2 separate regions of the Homo sapiens genome follow, and region 2 is linked to region 1. The links are chromatin loops, found by intact Hi-C in ENCODE. Cell type or tissue: tibial artery. All regions are shown on one strand. Links, peaks and the distances in the headings refer to the core of each region. The heading gives the core; the rest is flanking DNA.

Region 1 (9,840 bases), core at 386-8,385:
TTGTGTGATTTAAAATGGACTCAGCAGGAAGCATATTGTCTGGGGATTGTTGGGACAGGTTTTGGTGACTCTGTGCCCTTGCTCTCTAACTTCTGAGCCCACCTCCCAGGGTAGGCACCTGGGGGCATGCAGGTGCCCACCTCCCAGGGTAGGCACCTGGGGGCATGCAGGTACCCACCTCTTTCTCTTGGGTGAGGCTCTGGCAAGGAGATCTCTCTGCTCAAGCACAGCAGAATCATGGCCCCTCTCCATGAATTGGAACTTGGTACAGGTTAAGTATCCCTAATCCTGAAATCTGAAACACTTGTGGTTCCAAGCATTTTGGATAAGGCAAATTCAACTTTCAGTCTCTTTTCTGGGGGAAAAAAATAATAAACCTAGCCTAGCCAGGCGTGGTGGCTCATGCTTGTAATCCCAGCACTTCAGGAGGCTGAGATGGGTGGATCACCTGAGGTCAGGAGTTCAAGACCAGCCTGGCCAACATGTGGAAACCTCGCCTCAACTAAAAATAGAAAAAAATTAGTTGGGCATGGTGGTGGGCACCTGTAATCCCAGCTACTTCAGGAGGCTGAGGCAGGAGAATTACTTGAACCCAGGAGGCGGACGTTGCAGTGAGCCGAGCTTGTGCCATTGCACTCCAGCCTGGGCGACAAGAGCAAAACTCTTCAAAAAACAAAACAAAACAAAAAAACCCTGGCCCTTGTTTCTTCCAGTTTCTAGAGGTATCAGCTCCTAGCAGCTTATGAACACATATGCTTGCTTGGCCAGGCAAGGTGGTGTGTGCCTGTAATCCCAGCACTTTGGGAGGCCAAGGCAGGTGGATCACTTGCAGTCAGGAGTTCAAGACCAGCCTGTCCAACGTGGTGAAACCCCATCTCTACTAAAAATACAAAAATTAGCCAGGGGTGGTGGTGCACGTCTGTAATCCCAGCTACTCAGGAGGCTGAGGCAGGAGAATCACTTGAACCCGGGAGGTGGAGGTTGCAATGAGCCAATATGACACCGCTGCAGTCCAGCCTGGGCCATAGAGTGAGACTCTGTCTCAAAAAAGGAAAGAAAAATAGGCTGGGCACAGTGACTCATGCCTGTAATCCCAACACTTTGGGAGGCCGAGGCAGGTGGATCACGAGGTCAGGAGTTCAAGACCAGCCTGGCCAAGATGGTAAAACCTCGTCTCTACTAAAAATACAAAAATTAGCCAGGTGTGGTGGCAGGCTCCTGTAATCCCAGCTACTCAGGAGGCTGAGGCAGAGAATTGCTTGAACCCGGGAGGCAGAGTTTGCAGTGAGCCAAGATCACACCACTGCACTCCAGCTTGGACGACAGAGCGAGACTCTGTCTCAAAAAATAATAGGCCAGGCATGGTGGCTCAACGTCTGTAATCCCAGCACTTTGGGAGGCCGAGGCGGGCAGATCACAAGGTCAGGAGTTCGAGACCAGCCTGACGACCAACATGGTGAAACCTCGTCTCTACTAAAAATACAAAAATTAGCCAGGCCTGGTGGCACGCGCCTGTAATCCCAGTTACACAGAAGACTGAGGCAGGAGAATCGCTTGAACGCAGGAGGCAGAGGTTGCAGGAGCTGAGATCGCGCCATTGCACTCCAGCCTGGGCAACAGAGTGAGACTCTGTCTCAAAAAATAATAATAAAATAAATGAACACACATGCTGCTGAGTCCGCAGGGGGGGCAGAGCAGAGGACAGCGTGCTTTTGTGTACTGTTGGAAGACTGGCTCCTCCTGTACAGCACCTCTGAGCCCTTGTGCACCGCCCTGCCACGGGCACCATCCAGTCCTGGCCGTGTGACCACCCACAGCTGACTGGGCAGCAGGCACAGGCCCTACCCGAGCAGGCCGGAGTTGGCTCGCATGACTCCAGCTGAGGCTGCCTGTGTACATTTCTCCAGATACCCTATGGCTAATTTTGTTATAACTGCACAGTGGCTGCTGCCATTTTGTATTAAATATATTGTGAAACAAACCTATCTGGGGAGAAGCAATCTACTTGCCGCTGCTTCCTGTCTGGATCCAGCTTGTGTCCTTGGAGAGTGGCTGGCCCAGGTCCTATTCCTGTCCTCCAGCCCGTTCTTTCATGAGGGACAGGAAGGTAAAATCAGCCCTTAGGAGAGAGGTCTCAGCCTCCCTTTCCCAGATCTCCCAGTGAGTTTTAAAGGAAGCAGGGAGCCCAGAGTGCTAAGTTCTTACAGCCAGAAGGAAGCTTATAGATTTCTGAAAACCGCCCCTTTGTTTTTAAAAAGATCAACACAATTTGACTTTCTCAAGGTCAAAACGAACTAGAATCCAGATCTGCTCATGGCAAAAATGGGGGTGTTCTGAGAATTCCAGCTTTGGGCCGCACTGTACAGCAGTCTGGATAGAGTGTGATCTGAGAAGGGAATGGGTCTGGGTTGTTCCACCCCTTCCGAGTTCCAAAAAGAGGGAACTGGTTTTCTTGGTTCTCAGCCCAGCAGCACCTATCCTGGCTCTTGGTCCTGGCCTGCAGCCAAGTGCTGTTCCTAGCCTGAGGCTTGAGACAGGTGGGGTTGGCTCCTCACCAACCCCAGTTCCGTCCCATCCTGAGGGCAAGATCCTGGGCTCATAGGCAGTCCCTTTCACTTCCTTGTCTTGCTCCCTGCTATGTTGGAGATGAATGTGACTAAAAGGGCCATCTTGCTGGCTTAATGTGTGGCTGGAGAGACCAGCCTGGAGACAATGTGGCAAAATGGGGCGCTTCATCCAGTCTGTCTAAGCCCTGTCGACTTGGGGAGGTGATTTCTTTCCTGGTTCTATATGTGAAGCAAAATAAATGTTTTAAAATTAAAAGCAAAAAAAACAAAATGAACCATGCAGCCTGAGTGGTAAATGGAAGAACAAGGGGCACGTCTACTTTGGTTCTTGTGGGCGTGTTTGGTTGCCTACATGCATTGGGCAAATCTGCAGCACCAGCTGCCAGCACTGCTCCTTCCTGCGGCTGGCTCTTACTCCACTCCAATTTTAGGCAGGTCACACTATCAGGGCAGCTCGCTGCTGTTGATGCTGCCTGCCCTGTGGGAGGGCAACAGAACCTTGGGATGTTTTTTAAGCGTGGTCTGAGCACACCCCTTATCAAAATTTGGCAACCTAGAATAAATGCAGGTTCCTGGATCCTGCCCCAGACCTAATCACATCCCCAAGGGTGAGTCTGCAAGGCAATCTTCTACAACCACCATCTGAGTCCTAAAGCAGGCTTCCCCAGGAGCCTAAGTCCTAATTCTAAATCCATATAATCTAGTGATAACAATCCCTTGCCCATGTAACCCTCTCAAGTCTGAGATCCTTGATCTTTGCACAACCGAGTGCAGGAGGCAAGGTTTCGCGCAGGGCCCCCTTTCAGAAGACCGGTAAGGTGAGTTGCCCTCGGTGGAATGGGACTAGACCTGGTGTCAACACACCGCGCGGTCTGGAGAGAGGTTCCCAGTCCCTGCCTGCCGGGTGGGAGCTGGGACCTAAGACCCAGGTGGCCATCTGTCGCGACCCCCAGCCTAGGGCAGGTCCAGAGTCCTTCCTCTGACCCTCTCCCTCGAGGCAGCGCGCTTCTTCGAGCGCAGCACTGGCTTGCCAGACGCAGCTCGAGTGTCGCATGGAGCTCGCCTGACCCCTGCCGGCTGCCCGCGGGGTTGGGTTGCAAACGCGCGGAGCCAGCCTATATGGCCTTTGCCTGGGGTTCAAGGCCCCCAGTTTGGGATTTCAGGACTCAACGACGTTTTGTTTTAGCCAATAAGGACATGAAAGGGAAGAGGGGTTGGGGGAAGCCTATCCTCTATTACCATCATTTCATAAAAGGCTTTTTTTTTTTGAGACGGAGTCTCGCTCTGTCGCCCAAGCTGGAGTGCAGTGGCGCAATCTTGGCTCACTGCAAGCTCCGCCTCCCAGGTTCACGCCATTCTCCTGCCTCAGCCTCCCGAGTAGCTGGGACTACAAGCGCCCGCCACCATGCCCGGCTAATTTTTTGTATTTTTAGTAGAGACGGGGTTTCGCCGTGTTAGCCAGGATGGTCTCGATCTCCCGACCTCATGATCTACCCACCTCGGCCTCCCAAAGTGCTGGGATTACAGGCGTGAGCCACCGCGCCCGGCCGACTTTTTTTTTTTTTTTTTTTTTTTTTTTTTTTTAAGACGGAGTCTCACTTTGTCATCTAGGCTGGAGTGCAGTGGCGCGATCCCAGCTCACTGCAACCTCCACATCTAGGGTTCAAGCGATTCTCGTGCCTTAGCCTCCCAAATAGCTGGGATTACAGGCATGTGCCACCATGCCTGGCTAATTTTTGTATTTTTAGTAGAGACGGGGTTTCACCATGTTGGCCAGGCTGGTCTCAAAGCCCTGGCCTCAATTGATCCACCGGCCTCAGCCTCCCAAAGTGCTGGGATTACAGGCATGAGCCACCACGCCCAGCTAGGCCAGGATTTTTATTTGTTTGTTTATTTATTTATTTTTGAGACAGGATCTCACTCTGTCACCCAGTGCAGTGGCGTGATCTCAGCTTACTGCAGCCTCGACCTCCCTGGCTCAAGGATCCTCTGGCCTCAGTCCTCCCCCTTGCCACCCACCCCCAGCCCCCCAGTAGCTGGAACTAGAGGTGTGCACCACCATGCCAGACTAATTTTTGTATTTTTTGTAGAGCCGGGCTTTCACCATGTTGTCCAGGCTGGGCTCAACTGCTGGGCTCAAGCGATCCTCCTGCCTCCACTTTCCAAAGTGTTGGGATTATAGGCGTTGAGCCAGTGTGCCCAGCCCTTAAATTTTTGTATATGCTTTATGTTCACTGTTTTAAAAAATACTACAGTTTTTAAAAGCTTATTTAAAAAAATAAAAGTCCCCTGTCCCTCCTATCCCCATTCCCACTCCCAGGACAAAACCACTTTTGAATCTTTAAGGGGCTTCTTTTGATAATTCACTTCATACCTCTAAGTGACATGCTTACTTATTGATTTAATTGTAAGCACTTTTAAGGATAGTTTTTGTTTTTGTTTTTAAGACGGAATCTTGCGCTCTCTCGCCCATGCTGGAGTACAGTGGCATAATCTCAGCTGACTGCAACCTCCGCCTCCTGGGTTCTAGCGATTCTTCTGCCTCAGCCTCCCGAGTAGCTGGGACTACAGGTGCACACCACCATGCCCGGCTAATTTTTGTATTTTTAGTAGAGACAGGGTTTCACCATATTGGCCAGGCTGGTCTCAAACTCTTGACCTCATGATCTGCCCACCTCGGCCCCCCAAAGTGCTGGGATTCCAGGCATGAGCCACCATGCCCGGCCCAAGGATAGTTCTTTAAAGTGCATACATTTGATTTATGAGAAGTTATGCCCATACTTTTTTCACTTCCTCGGGCCAGCCCTGTCCACGGGCCAGTGTTTGGGAGCCCTGAAATCAGGTGGTGCAGAGCCCCATTCACATTCCTGGCTGTCCCCAACCCCTGCCCACACTTGGTACCCAGAGCCTACAGCCACGCTAGTGCCGAGTGGGAGCTCTCCTCTCCCTGTGTGCGCCACTTGGTTACTCTTGCAGGGGGCCGTTCCAGAATTTGGCCTCTTTCCCTCACCCACCACCCAGCCACTCTCAGAGGCTAGCCTGGTATCTCTTAAATACTTCCTGGATCTTAACATCCTGCCAACTTGCCTTCCTTCTTCCAGGCCATGCCCCTCAACCCTTCCTCTACACTGAACCAGTGAACTATCAAGCTCCCCGCAAATTCTTCAGTGGCTCCCAGCACCTGTAAGATCTAAGGCTTGGCAAGGCAAATATGACTCTGATCCCCCTGGGCCTTCCCCTTCTGCTGCTTCCCTCCTTCCCTGCTGAATGTTCGTGTTCTTGTTGCAAGGAGTCCTCACTGCCATGTTTCTCATCCCTGTGCCTTTGGTCTGGGGCAGCTCTGGAAGTCCTTCCAGCCCTTCAAACTTTCTCTTGCTTCCTCATCTCTAAAGCCTCAGGCCAGGGCCTGCCTCCTTCAGGAAGACCTCTCTTCTCCAACCTTCCCTCATTCCTCTGTCTCCATCTCATCCATCCTGGATGGGTCCCCTTTCTCCTTCTCCCTGGGCATATCTGCACTGATGGGCTTGCCACACAGTTGTTTATTCCAGTTTCCCCAGCATTAGGCAGGCTGTGAATCTGAGAGCTAGGACTGTGATTTGACTGTCTTTACATGATCACCATCCAGCACAGTTCCTGGCATGTAATAGGTGCACAACAAATATTTATTGAAAGAGTAGATGAGTAGTCACATGACACTTAGCTCACATTTTGCTGGTATACTGTTATTTGTGTATACGGTCCTCTCTGTAAGATCTTTGAGGTCAAAGACCCTCTCTCACTTATCTGAACTCTCCCAATAGCACCCGGGGCTCACAGTAAGTGCTCAGTGGCTATGTTCATGCTGAATGAGTGAAATGACAGGTGGGCCAGAGCCCTGGCCTAATCCCAGCATTGGCAGAAACAGCAGGGCCAGCCGGCTTTGCCTGGCCCTGTTTTCTCCAGGCCTTCCCACCCTGGAGTGGCCAGAGCCCAGCCGCAGAAGGGAGGCCCTCATCCCCGTACTCCTCTGACCCACTCAGAGACAGAAGGAAGCTGTGCTAAAAGACCCTGACCCTCCTCTGCTAGCTGAGGACGAGAATGGGAGCTGGAAGGGGAAAGGGGCAGAGCAGAGCCACACAGCCTTTGTGTTCTTGTGTGAAATGCATGGTATATATGGGAGAGTATATACATGCACATATGCAGTGTGAAAAATAACAAACTCCTGTGTACCCAACACGCAGGTCAATGAAGACAGTATTCCAAGCCCATGTGCCCCTCCTTGACATATTCTCCCCAGGGGAGCCACCATCCTGAATTTGGTGATAATCCTCCCCTTACCTTTCTCAATGGCTTCCTGCCTCTGTATAGATCCCTGAACAATATTGTTTAGGTTGCCTGATTTCAAACTTTCTATAGCTGGACTCATACTATATATATATATATATATATATATATTCTTCCATATCTTGCTTTTTGGCTCATCATTGTATAGTTTTTGTTTTCTTGTTTTCTTGGTTTTTTTGTTTGTTTGTTTTTCATTTTGTTTTGAAACAGGGTCTCACTCTGTTCATGATCACAGCTCACTACAGCCTCAACCTTTTGGGCTCAAGCCATCTTCCTGCCTGGGCCTCCTAGGTAACTGGGATTACAGGGATTTGCCATAAAGCTCAGCTAATTTTTTTGTATTTTTTGTAGAGATGGGGCTTCATCATGTCGCCCAGGCTGGTCTCAGACTCCTGGGCTTAAGAGATCTGCCTGCCTCAGCCTCCCAAAGTGGCCTCCATGCTCAGCTCTTTTAAATTTTTTATTGTTTTTGAGACAGGGCCTCACTTTGTCACCCAGGCTGGAGTGCAGCGGCGCAGTCATGACTAACTGCAGCCTTGACCTCCCGGGCTCAAGTGATTCTCCCACTTCAGTCTCTTCAGTAGCTGGGATTAAAGGCCCAGTCCGGCTATTTTTTTTTTTTTTTCTTAAATGTTATAGAGACAGGGTCTCACTATGTTGCCCAGGCTGGTCTCCTGAGCTCAAGCCATCCTTCTGCTTCAGCCTCCCAAAGTGCTGGGATTACAAGTGTGAGCCACGGTGCCCAGCCTCATTCATGTTAATGAGCAGGACTGTAATCTCTTCAATTTTTTTTCTTGTGTAGTATTCCATAATGTGGAAATACAACAATTTAATTGTCCATTCTACTGTCGATGGACATTTGGGCTGTTTCCAGTTTGGGGCTATTCTAAAACATTCCTGGCCAGACGCGGTGGCTTATACCTGTAATCCCAGCACTTTGGGAGGCCGAGGCGGGTGGATCACCTGAGGTCAGGAGTTTGAAACAAGCCTGGCCAACATGGTGAAACCCTATCTCTACTAAAAATACAAAAATTAGCCGGGTGTGGTGGTGGATGCCTGTAATCCCAGCTACTCTAGAGGCTGAGGCACAAGAATAGCTAGAACCTGGGAGGCAGAGGTTGCAGTGAGCCGAGATCACACCATTGCACTCCAGCCTGGGCAACAGAGCGATACACTGTCTCAAAAAAAAAAAAAGAAAAGAAAAAACCATTCCTGTGGGTATCTTCTGATACAGATGTGCAAGTGTTCCTCAAGTCATAGTCCCAGGAATATAATTTATCTGTTGTAGGCTATGCACCTGATCAACCTTACTAGATAATTCAAAACTGTTTTCCAAAGTAGTTGTGGGCCTATTAGAATGATGCCACCAGAGGTGACTTGGGGCAAAAGTTGAATGCCAGCCCCAGGGCTAACCCCATGAGCTTATTTTCAGCAAGGGAGAGAAATCAGATGGCAAAAGTGTGCATCTGTGCATCGCTGCTTCCCCAGCCAGGCCCATAAACCACATGTTGAACAAACCTTTATAGGCAAGCTACTAAGACCCATGCACTGGGCGACGGGCTGGGGAGATGGTAATGATTTAGCACAGACCAGCCTCAGAGAGCAACAATTACGTTTCCATTTACCCTGCCAGGCAGCCGGATGCTCCAGTTTTGCCCTGGAAGACACGAGAGAGTAAGGGCTGGATAGATAAGTGGGAATTTTCTTGAAGAAAAAAAGGTATTCCAGGCCCAGGAATATCTCAGCACAGGCAGTACCTCCGCTCCTCAAAGGTGGCCAGTGGATCAGTGGCGGAAGTACAGAGGGCTGCCCTTGCTGGCAGAAGAAGGAAGGAAGGAAGCAAGAAGACTAGGGCTACGCTCGCACTGGCAGAGAGAGACACAGCTCCAGATCCAGATCCATTCAGACACAGCTTGTGCCTTGTGCCCGTCCAGGAGCAAACATGGGTGAGCATGCACATGGACATGCATACGTCTGCACACACTTTCAGAGAGGCTGTCAGACACGCTGCAGGAGCAGAGGCAAGGAGCGTGAACACGCAGCTGCTTGTGGGAGATAAGCCCAGCGCTGGGGGCTGCCTGCCTGGCCTGCCTTGAGAGTCCCCTTGCACATCTGCCTGGGTTCCCAAGAGGCAACCTCTACAAAGACATGTGTTTTCAGGACAACCTGCCCCCTCCCGCAAAGTCTTTCTATTTACAGGAATAGAGTAGCAAAATCCCTTAGTTCATACTTGAGTCTTGTCTGATGCTGCAGGCTGGCCAGGGCTGGGCATACAGTGGGTCTCTTTACTTGTTGAAGTAGAATAGTTAAATGAAATTTACTATAAGATAAATTAAGATAACTTTACTATAAGATATATTAAGATTTAAAATAGGGGGAAAGAGGAACCTGAAATGAGAAAAGGGTAGTGAAGGAAGACTTGATGTCCTTCATAACTGGCCTGCATCCTGCCCAGCCCCTCCTTTCTTTCCAGAAGCCCACCAGTGGCCCAGAGTGGAAGGGTGGGAGTCAGACCAGTCCAAGGTTGCTAATTAAGACTGGACTGCCAGGCACGGTGGCTCATGCCTGTAATCCCAGCACTTTGGGAGGCTGAGGCGGGCAGATCACCTGAGGTCAGAAGTTTGAGACCAGCCTGGCCAACATGGTGAAACCCCGTCTTTACTAAAAATAAAAAAATTGGCTGGGTGTGGTGGCACGCACCTGTAATGCCAGCTACTCAGGAGGCTGAGGCAGGAGAATTGCTTGAACCTGGGAGACGGAGGTTGCAGTGAGCCGAGATTTGGCCACTGCACTCCAGCCTGGGTGACAGAGTGAGACTCCGTGTCAAAAAAAAAAAAAAAAAGACTGGACTGTTTGTGGGTTTTATATGACTGCTGCTTGAGACTGCTTGAGAGAGCTGAGATCTGCTCTCCCTTCCTAAGACTGCTTCCAAGGCCCGGAGCTGGCAGCA
Region 2 (9,840 bases), core at 1,312-9,311, 350 kb before region 1:
CAAACATGGCAATGGCTCAGAAGTCTTCAGTTATTTGCCCAGGGTCACTTGGCTGACTGTAGCAGAATCAGGATTTGAACCCAGGCCCAACTTCAAAGCCAGTCCTCTTCTCATTGGGTTGCGCCCCCAGCATTAGCACAGGGACAGTTCCTCAGGCTGACTGCCCAAGGCCCCATCTGTGCAAACAGGAGAGGAAATGGCAGCCTAACTCCAGGCAGGGCCCGGGCTCAGAAGGGGGTCTACAGGGCTGAAGAGGCAGCTGGCCAGAGATTCCACAGGAAGCATCTTGTTGACACATCTTCATCACTTTGGAATTTGAGCAACAACATTTACCCCTTCTGAAACTCACCCAGAGGAAGCGGATTTTCTGACGCATATGAAGAGTGAGAACTGTCTACATCTAAGTCTTCTTTGAGAACAATACCAGCTGAGCGGCTATTTACATTCCAGCTTCTTTTGAGAATCTCTGAAGATGATTAAGTCATTGTCAGCTGGTAAGGGTTGGTCTCACCACTTCTCATGTTGGATCATTGAGGCAAGAAACCTTCAAAGAATCCTTTTTGGGTATCTTTTAGTGAGGAAAAAAGTGGGGACAAAGATACGTAAGGCAGTACTTGCCAGAAGTCGCGGGGTGGGAAGAGGAAGTGTGCAGAGTTCTAGAGCCTGTCTTCACCTGGGGGATGTGCACTGACGATGCATATACTTGGCTGTGAAGGCCCAAATTTAGGACAGGGAGTTAGAACCACCCACATTGAAAGTCTAAGGGCCTGTTTCATCTTGCAGCCTCACCACGCTCCCACCAATAGCACAAATACTGTAGTACAAATGCTATGCTCAGTAAATGTTAATCAGCCTCATAAACAGTTCAGGGAAGGCTTTGAGGAGGAAAAGGGTGGAATTTCACCTGGGCCTTGAAGGGAATTTGGGAGGCACAGAGATGGGAAAAGGAAGAAGGCTGAGAGAACAGCATGAGCAGGGCACGTGGTGCACTATGGGAGTGTGTCGTGGGAGATGAGATCAGACAACTCCAGAGTCTGGAGTCCTTTACTCCAGGGACTTGGTGAGCATGTGGTGATCTGCATCTCCTGTTCTCTACACCTTGACTTCTCCTAGGCCCAGAACCATATCCTGCTCCACAAGCCTCGTCCTTGGCAAGAAGTTGCACCTGCCCAGAGAGAAAACCTTTTGAAACTGGCACAAAGGCACTGGAGAGACTGGCAGGGCCCCCTACTTGACGATCTGGCTCATCCATCTGCACACTGACCACGCTAAGAGCTGTCTGCAGTGATGGAAACCTTCTCTAGCTGTGCTGTCCTCTATAGTGGCACCAGCTGCCTGTGGCTACTGAGCACTTCAACTGTGGCTGCAGAGACTATGTTAAATTGTATTTAATCATAATTAATTTAATTGTAAACAACTACATGTGGCTAGTGGTTTCTGTACTGGGCACTGCAGGTGCACATTTCCTGCTGGCCATGGACAGTAAGCTCCATAAGAGACTAATTGTGCCTGGTTTGCTTATAGGCTTATCCTCAGCACCTGCACCAGCCTAGAATATGATTGGCACTCTATTAATTAAAAGTTCCCAGGTAAATGAATTAGTGGATTCTCTGTTTCCTCCACTATGCCACAACCTCCTTAAGGGCAGAGATGGTGTCTTCAAAAAAAAAAAATTCTGGTCAAAAACACATAAGATCTACCACCTTCACCATTGTTGTGTCCAGTTCAGTAGTATTAACTACACTTACATTGTGATACAACAAAAGATTGTGTCTTTTTACATTCTTAGGACCCAGCACAGTGTCTGGCACATAATCTTAGTAAACACTGGCAGAGCACATGCCTTTGCCAAGGCCAGAACAGAGGTTCAGTGCCATCCATTACCACCCTTTCACACATCCACTGGGGCTTTAAAAACAACCTGGAATGAAAGCTGTTGAGTCTAGAGAAATGGGCTACAAAGAAGGTTTACAAGATAATCTATTAAGAATAGGGAATACAGGCCGGGCACGGTGGCTCACACCTGTAATCCCAGCACTTTGGGAGGCTGAGGTGGGTGGATCATTTGAGGTCAGGAGTTCGAGACCAGCCTGGCCAATGTGGTGAAATCCTGTCTCTACCAAAAATTATCCAGGCATGGTGGTGCGTGCCTGTAGTCCCAGCTACTTGGGAGGCTGAGGCATGAGCATCGCTTGAACCCGGGAGGCAGAGGTTGCAGTGAGCCGAGATCGCGCCACTACACCCCAGCCTGGGTGACAGAGCAAGACTCCGTCTCAAAAAAATAAAAAAACCTAAAATAAAGCTTAATACACATGACATATGGATTGGCAGTCACACATAAATATGATTGATAAGGATACAAATATTTGGAGGTGCTGCCTGACCATCTGTTGCTGATTATGTGGAGATCACTTGTCTAGGACCCTGAGATAGACTGATGTTTCTAACTCTGCCACACACGGTCTCTCCCACCCTCCAGACACTTTCTTCCTTCAGTTCAGGGAACCCTCAATACACAGTAAGAATGAAGAGGTTGCAGGTCTGAGCTTGAGGAGGACTGGACTAAAAGGAGTTTAGCCCTGCCAGGGCATTCCGAGGACTGTGAAGATCCGGAATATTGGCCACAGGCATCTATGTATTTGAATCATATCCATTTTTGAGCTCACTCCTAGCAGAGGAGTCAAAACTTACGTTCTGGCCCCCAGGTACATTTCCAGTCTCTTACTCATAAAATTGTGACATACCCCCAGGGGTGCCCAAAGGGGTTTGTGAATCAAGATAGTTTGAGGAGAATCGATTTTCTGATCCTCAGTTTTTCTATGCTCTTTTTCCTAAAAGCGATATTCCTAAAAAGGCATCCAAGACAAGGCATCCCCTTTCCCATTTGCTGGGGAAGACAGCTTTACAAGAGAAAGCTGCCCCTCTCACCCATGTGACCCCCCACTCTGGGGCACTGCCCTAGGGGTAGAAATCTCCAAGGCATCAAACAAAGTGACTCCTGGGGGTCAAGTGACAGAGGAGCAAGTCTTTCTGCAAGTCAAGTGGTTTCCAGCTCTGCTTTCAGCAAAATTGAAAGAGGCACTAATCAAATTGCCAGCGGATCATAAAAAAACATTTTGATAATAATGTTATTAGGCATATAACTTGGAAGAAGTTCAAAGAATTGAATGGCATCCTCATAACAAACTCATCGGCTTCCATTTATTTATTTATGTGGACAGTGTTTCTCAATGTTTAAACCTACAAAAGACTAAACATGGGAGTAAACTTCATGTTGAACCTTGTGTGAGTCTAGCAATAAGTCATCCACATATACATACACTAATTGGGAAGAAAACCTGTCCCAACCCCAACTATTTTATTAAGAGATGCATTTCCAATAAAAATTTACCTTTTATGTTTAATAGTTGTTTATCAAATTTCGTAATTATTTACATTGCTCTGATCAATTGGATATAAACTATTCTAACACTAAACTCATAACCAAAAAATTAATGCTCAGCTTTGGGAACAGAGGAATTTTTTTTTTTTTTTTTTTTTTTGAGAAGGAGTCTTGCTCTGTTACCCAGGCTGGAGTGCAGAGGCGCAATTTCAGCTCTCTGCAACCTCCACCTCCCGGGTTCAAGCGATTCTCCTGCCTCAGCCTCCCAAGTAGCTGGGACTACAGGTGTGTGCCATCACGCCTAGCTAATTTTTGTATTTTTAGTAGAGACAGGGTTTCACCATGTTGGCCAGGATGGTCTTGACCTCTTGACCTCGTGATCTGCCCCTCGGCTTCCCAAAGTGTTGGGATTACAGGTGTGAGCCACCAGTCCCGGCCAGAAGTTTTAATCTTTAAATTTTATTTAATACAATAATCAATCAAAGATTTTTCTTTCTTTCTTTTTTTTTTTTTTTTTTTTGAGACAACTTCTCCCTTTGTTAGTCAGGCTAGAGTGCAGTGGTGCAATCATGGCTCACTGCAGCCTTGACCTCCTGGGCTCAAGCCATCCTCCTGCCTCAGCCTCCCCAAAGTACTGGGATTACAGTCATGAACCACCATGCCTAGCCAATAAAAGATTTTCAAGCATAAAAAATAAATACAGGCTGGGTGCTGTGGCTCACACCTATAATCTCAACACTTTGGGAGGCCGAGGTGGGCGGATCATTTGAGCCTAGGAATTGGAGACCAGCCTGGGCAATATGGTGAAACTGTGTCTCTACAAAAAATACAAAAATTAGCAGGGCATGGTGGTGCAGGCCTGTAGTTCCAGCTACTCAGAAGGCCGAGGTGGGGGAATCACCTGAGCCCAGGAGATTGAGGCTGCAGTGAATCAGGATCACACCACTGCACTCCAGCCTGGGCAACAGAGCAAAACCCTGCCTCAAAAAAAAAACAAACAAACAAACAAAAAAAAACCCTTACATTAGCATAAAATCTGTAACAGGAGTGAAATGGAAATACAAGTTCTTGGAGAGAACGAAATAATGTAAACTTCTAAGCTGTTTAATTAGCGTTTGTTCCCCTATTTTTTTTAATGGATAATGTTGGACACAGAATTGCTCTGGCATTTAGATTCCATTGGACATTTAAAAGAAAGATACAATTTGTATTTGAAAATATCAATATTCATTTTTCTTTGAATTTTTTGACTATAAAATATAATAAAGGCATATAGAAAGTGAAAAAATATTCATAAAATGCTAAAAAGGATATCCTTTGGAACTATTTAAATTTCTGATGGAAAATTTCAAATGCCAACTTAAATACAAGAGGGTAGGTCATGTAAAAAAATTATTTAAGGGGCTTTGAAGGCGGCTGTCTGGGGAGTTAAGGTCTTGTGTCTCCAGTGCCCTCTCTCACCCCTAAGGTACTGGGTGGGCCTCTGGAGGTACATCTGCCTATACAAGGAATCTTTGATGTAGCAAAAAAAAAACACAAAACACAAAAAACCCTCACAGCATGCCCTGCCCTTGGGCTCTGGAAACCACCGTCCTGCCTGCCCCACTCCTGCTCTCAGCCCCCTCCTCAGGCCTAAGCCTCCCCAACCCTCCCCACCCCCCACCCCACTGCCCCACCCGCAGTCCACCCCGCTGTCGCCTCCCAGCCCTGGCCCGGCCAGCCCTGGAGTAAATAAACCACCGGGCAAGGACCCAGACAATGGGCCTTGGCAAGGAGTTAATGGGCTGGGCCTCTCGCGTTAGCCGAGTGTGACCGGAGCTGGCAGGGGGCCTGGCCTGGCGCCAGCATCGATTACGACCAGACGGAGCCAGGGCAGACTTGGCACGAATGGGCCCCACAGCTGGCAGATTCAGTCACCCTGGCCACAAGGGCACGAGGCCTGCCCTGGGCGCCGGCTGCCACCGCGGCTGTGCTCCCTGCCACCGCCTTCACTGCCAGTGTGGCAGGGCCGCTTGTCAGGCACTCAGTCCCTAGGCCCTTTTGGTTCTCCCCAGGGGATTGTCCCTGGTCAGGCCTCTTCCTGTCCCAGGCTGCCTCTGAGGCTGCTCTGTGGCCCCACAGACTGGGTGCAGAGCGGGGGTGGGGTAGGGGGAGGCTGAGGGTTGGGCTGGGGGATGCAGCTGTGACGCCCCTGCCCCCGGCACTCCCACCACTCCAGGACAGAGGGAGGCTGCTGAGCCAGGCTGGTGTTGGTCAGCAGGAAGAACAGGTGAAGCAAGCCTCATTTCTGGTGTCCAGATGGAGGACAGGGTCTTTCTTCCCCTGTTTCTCAGAAACCTTTGTGGGCCTGGGCTCTGCTCTGGCTCGGCAGCTCCACCCTGCAGGGGGATTGGCCGGGTGGCAGGGACCACCTGAGGGCTCACTGCGTCCCTGCTAAGAAGTTGTTCGAGTCAGGGTTTGCAAGCGGGGCTTGCCTGGGGGAAAGGGCATTTCTTGCTTTTTGGGTTTACTGCTCCTCCCAGGCTCTCTGGGTCCCTCTCCCCTGGGCGATGGGCTGTGGCATAACGTCCTCAGGGCAAGGTAACGGCTCCATCTGGAGCTGATGGCTCCTCCAACGCTAAGGAGCTCCATGGACCCAGTCTTGCTGAGCAAAGGTTTCTTTGGCTTGACTGCTGGAAGACAAATCACACCACTGGGCAGTCTCCAAATTTTAGGGGATGGTCAGTATCTCTCTGAGAGAGATACTGAGAGGTCCAAAAAACCCCACAGAGGAGAGAAAACACCAGGCCACATACCCAGAGTGACAGCCCCTGCTCTCTGAGGTCACAGGTGGAGAGCAGGGGAGGTCAGGCCCTGAGGGCTGTGGCTGCTGGAGCCAGCTCCACCAGGCCTGATAATCCCTGCAGATGAAGCCGGCGCCCATCCCAGTAGGCAGTGGTAATCCCCACCCAACCCCACTTCCCCGGGGAGGAAGCTGACACAGGGGTGAGGGGGCACTGGAAACACGGGAGAGCAGAGGAATGGCAGCTGGGGCCCTTACCCCGGCACCAGCTTCTGCACCTGCCCTGAGTTTCCCTTGTCCCCCTCCAGAAGCTCTCAGATCTTTACTTTTTTGTGAGCTCTGTTCTCAGAGAAAGTTCTAATACATGTATAATACCAACTGGCTAACTGAGTGGGGTGGGTTGGGGCTTGGGGGGCTGGGGAAATGTGTGGCCCACCAAAGGACACTAACCCAACAACCCTGCGGAGTTGTGGTCTCCAAACTGAAAGAGGACACAGTGTCAGGTGACAAACAAAACTGGCCTGGAGCCAGGCATGGTGGCTCACTCCTGTAATCCCAACATTTTGGGAGGCCGAGGCTGGAGGATCACTTGAGCTCAGGAGTTCAAGACCAGCCTGGACAATATAAGGAGACCCCTGTATTTACAAAAATTTAAAAAATTAGCTGGGCTAATGGTGGTGCATGCCTGTAGACCCAGCTACTCGAGAGGCTGAGGTGGGATGGTCGCTTGAGCCTGGGAGGCAAAGGTTGCAATGAGCCGAGATTGCGCCGCTGCACTCCAGCCTGGGCAACAGAGCGAGACCCTGTCTCAAAAATTTAAAAAGTTAAAAAAATTAAAATTAAAAACTGGCCTAGACTAGGGAAGTGAAATGTCCAAACATTTTGAACAGATAAGAGGCATGGTAGGAGGGATGAATTTTTATAAAAGAAATATTGACATTTGGTGGCGAAATATAAATATATACAAATCTTTTCCTCTACAATACTTTTTTATTGTCCTTGAAGGACCTACAAAAATCACTTAGGTCGTTTAGGCACATAAAATGTGCCATGCATAACTTGGCTCATAAAATTGTCACCTTTGTTATATGGTTCCAGAGATGTGAAGGTCTGTTTAAAAGTTAAAAACATGCTGTTAATGGAGACTCTATTTTTCCCCAATATTTTTTAAAACCAAAAGACTCCTCAAGGAGTCTGATTTTTTTTTCTCCCCTGGCCTTCATCTGGACTCTTCCTTTTGGTGGCCTTTAATGAAGTAGGTTGGAGACCCTTCATACTGGGTAACCTCACACCTTGACCTGGGTAGTCAGTAGCACAGGGCCCAATGCTTAGAAGGGCCTTGCATTTGGTTTAAAACTCTGTTGCCGCAATATATATATGTCTTTTTTGAGACAGGGTCTTGCTCTGTCACCCAGGCTGGAGTGCTGTGGCATGTTCTTGGCTCACTGCAGCCTCCACCTCCTGGGTTCAGGCTATCCTCCCACCTCAGCCTCCCTAGCAGCTGGAACTCACAGGCATGCACCACCACGCCCACTAATTTTTTATTTTATTTTTTTGAGACAGGGTCTTGTTCTGTCACCCAGGCTGGAGTGCAGTGATGCAATTTTGGCTCACTGCAACCTCTGCTTCCTGGGATCAAGTGATCCTCCCACCTCGGCCTCCTGAGTAGCTGGGACTACAAGCATGTGCCACTGTGCCTGACCTAATTTTTTATTTTTTGTAGAGACAGGCTCTCACTATGTTGCCCAGGCTGGTCTTGAACTCCTGGGCTTAAATGATCCTCCTACCTCAGCCTCCCAAAATGCTGGGATTACAGGCACGTGCCACCACACCCAGCAAACGCTTCATAATTTAATAAGGGGCCCGTATTTTCACTTTGCACTGAGCCCCACAAGATAAGTAGCCAGGTCTAGTTATACCCCCGCCTGAAGCCAACACTGACCTTCCCCAGCCCTCGGAGCTGTCCCCAGGCCTCACTAGTCTCATCTCTCCAGTAGGAGGCCTTTGCCCTTGTGTAAGTCTTGCTTCTTCTCGTCAGGAGTGCCTGACTGCGTGCCTCGCTTCGAGCCTCCCGTCCCCTCTAGCCAGCTCAACAGCATCTCCTTATATTCCCCTTCGGCCCTGGGGACCACTGGGAACAAAACAAAACGCAACCCGTTCCCTTGTGGCTGTCGGGCGGGCGGGCGTTGAGCCCTGTTCCTCACTCCAGCTGGTGTACCCCTCCGGGAGCCACGCCTCGCGCGGAGCGGGAGCCTTCAAAGAGGCCGCGCCTTCCTGGCTGCTCCCTTCGCATCCTGATCCAGTCCAATGATGTTTTTGCAATTTTCCTGTGAGCTTGGTGGGAAAAGCTCAAAGAGACTCTGTCTTCCTTTCTGGCTTCCTTTCCAGACGGCGCAGCTTTCTCTCAGCTGCTCCCCTGCCCCACCTCTCTCGAGGAAATCGGTCTCTTTCCTCTCCCCCTCACCCAAAAGGTCCATTCCTGAGGCTTATCCTGAAATCAAGCCGTAGCGGAGCGGTGGGGGATCCGAGGCACAAGGTGGGTCGGAAGTCGGCTAACCACCTGGCTTGGGGCCTCCCTACCAATGCCACCTGTGGAGGCAGACTGTTCGGAGGATCCCGGAGGGAGACAGGGATAAAGAGAGCTCCTGGGGCTGGAAGAACATTAGCACCTCTCATTAGGGCTCCCACAATACCCCATCTGAAAGAAGGTGATGGGTTGTTCATAACCCGCTTCTCCTGGAAACACTTTCTAGTGGCCGGGGACAAACGGGAATGTGTCGCCTCTGTGGCCTTTCTGTTGAAGCAGCTTAGCTGTCAACGCTATTCCCTGGGAAGAGCCTGGCATCCCAGGGGTCTCAGAACGGGCATCAGAGTTCAGAATGTATGACAATCACTCCCAGCCAATACCATCACTCTCCCAAATCAGGAGTTTCCAGTTCTCCCAAGGCATCAACTGTACCCTGACACCCTAGTGCAGTGCTAGGGAAGTGCGCATGTCCCATTAACATCACTCCTCCATCCGCTCCTCCGCCCCTCTTTCCTTCTCTATTAAAAGTGATAGGCTGGGCGCGGTGGCCCACGCCTGTAATCCCAGCACTTTGGGAGGCCGAGGCGGGCAGATCACTGTCAGGAGATCGAGACCATCTTGGCTAACACGGTGAAACCCCGTCTCTACTAAAAATACAAAAAATTAGCCGGGCGTGGTGGCGGGTGCCTGTAATCCCAGCTACACGGGAGGCTGAGGCAGGAGAATAGCGTGAACCTGGGAGGCGGAGCTTCCAGTGAGCCAAGATGGCGCCACTGCACTCCAACCTGGGGGACAGAGCGAGACTCCGTCTCAAAAAAAAAAAAAAAGATCCGCAGGACTTGAGAATAAAGAAGACTTGCCTGCTGTTTCCACCCACTAGAGAGCCCACCAGGCCCAGGGACAAGCCCAGGGCTCCAACTCTTCCCTTTTTTTTTTTTTTTTTTTTTTTTCCAGCAACGGGGCCTCATGATGTTGCCTAGGCTGGGCTCCAGCTCCTGGATTCAAGCAATCCTCCCACCTTGGCCTCTCAGTGTTTTGGGATTACAGGTGTGAGCCACCACGCCTGGTCTCAAGCCTTCGCTTTCGCAATCAGCACTAAAGGCAGCCAGAAATCAACCGTGCGCCACCCCCGACCTGAGAAACAAGTCT

What was found. Hi-C counts contacts between places; a loop is a spot of excess contacts. Peaks named below come from ENCODE experiments on the same cell type or tissue, not always from the same donor. Only the 100,000 strongest peaks of a DNase experiment are listed, where the experiment ranks them.
Region 2: a loop joins it to region 1, with 2.4 times the contacts of the local background. A loop is called at or near these places in 3 of 110 quality-filtered maps.

What each region holds. Positions count from the first base shown.
Region 1 is chr15:40,418,467-40,428,306 of GRCh38, forward strand. IVD (isovaleryl-CoA dehydrogenase) reads left to right here. Exons shown (of 12, transcript NM_002225.5): 12 at 1-2,842. Among named protein-coding and RNA genes, the nearest start is that of BAHD1, 18 kb to the right of the region's middle. In tibial artery, for the core only: a CTCF peak has its summit at 3,630 (motif pointing left); a DNase peak (open chromatin) is centred at 3,551; H3K4me3 peaks cover 312 bases; H3K27ac peaks cover 1,313 bases.
Region 2 is chr15:40,064,108-40,073,947 of GRCh38, forward strand. SRP14-DT (SRP14 divergent transcript) reads left to right here. Exons shown (of 3, transcript NR_040060.1): 3 at 1,114-3,402. Among named protein-coding and RNA genes, the nearest start is that of SRP14-DT, 30 kb to the left of the region's middle. RefSeq lists enhancers at 90-199, 610-719, 5,705-5,824 and silencers at 4,213-4,396, 5,515-5,574. In tibial artery, for the core only: a CTCF peak has its summit at 5,312; a DNase peak (open chromatin) is centred at 5,224; H3K27ac peaks cover 1,934 bases.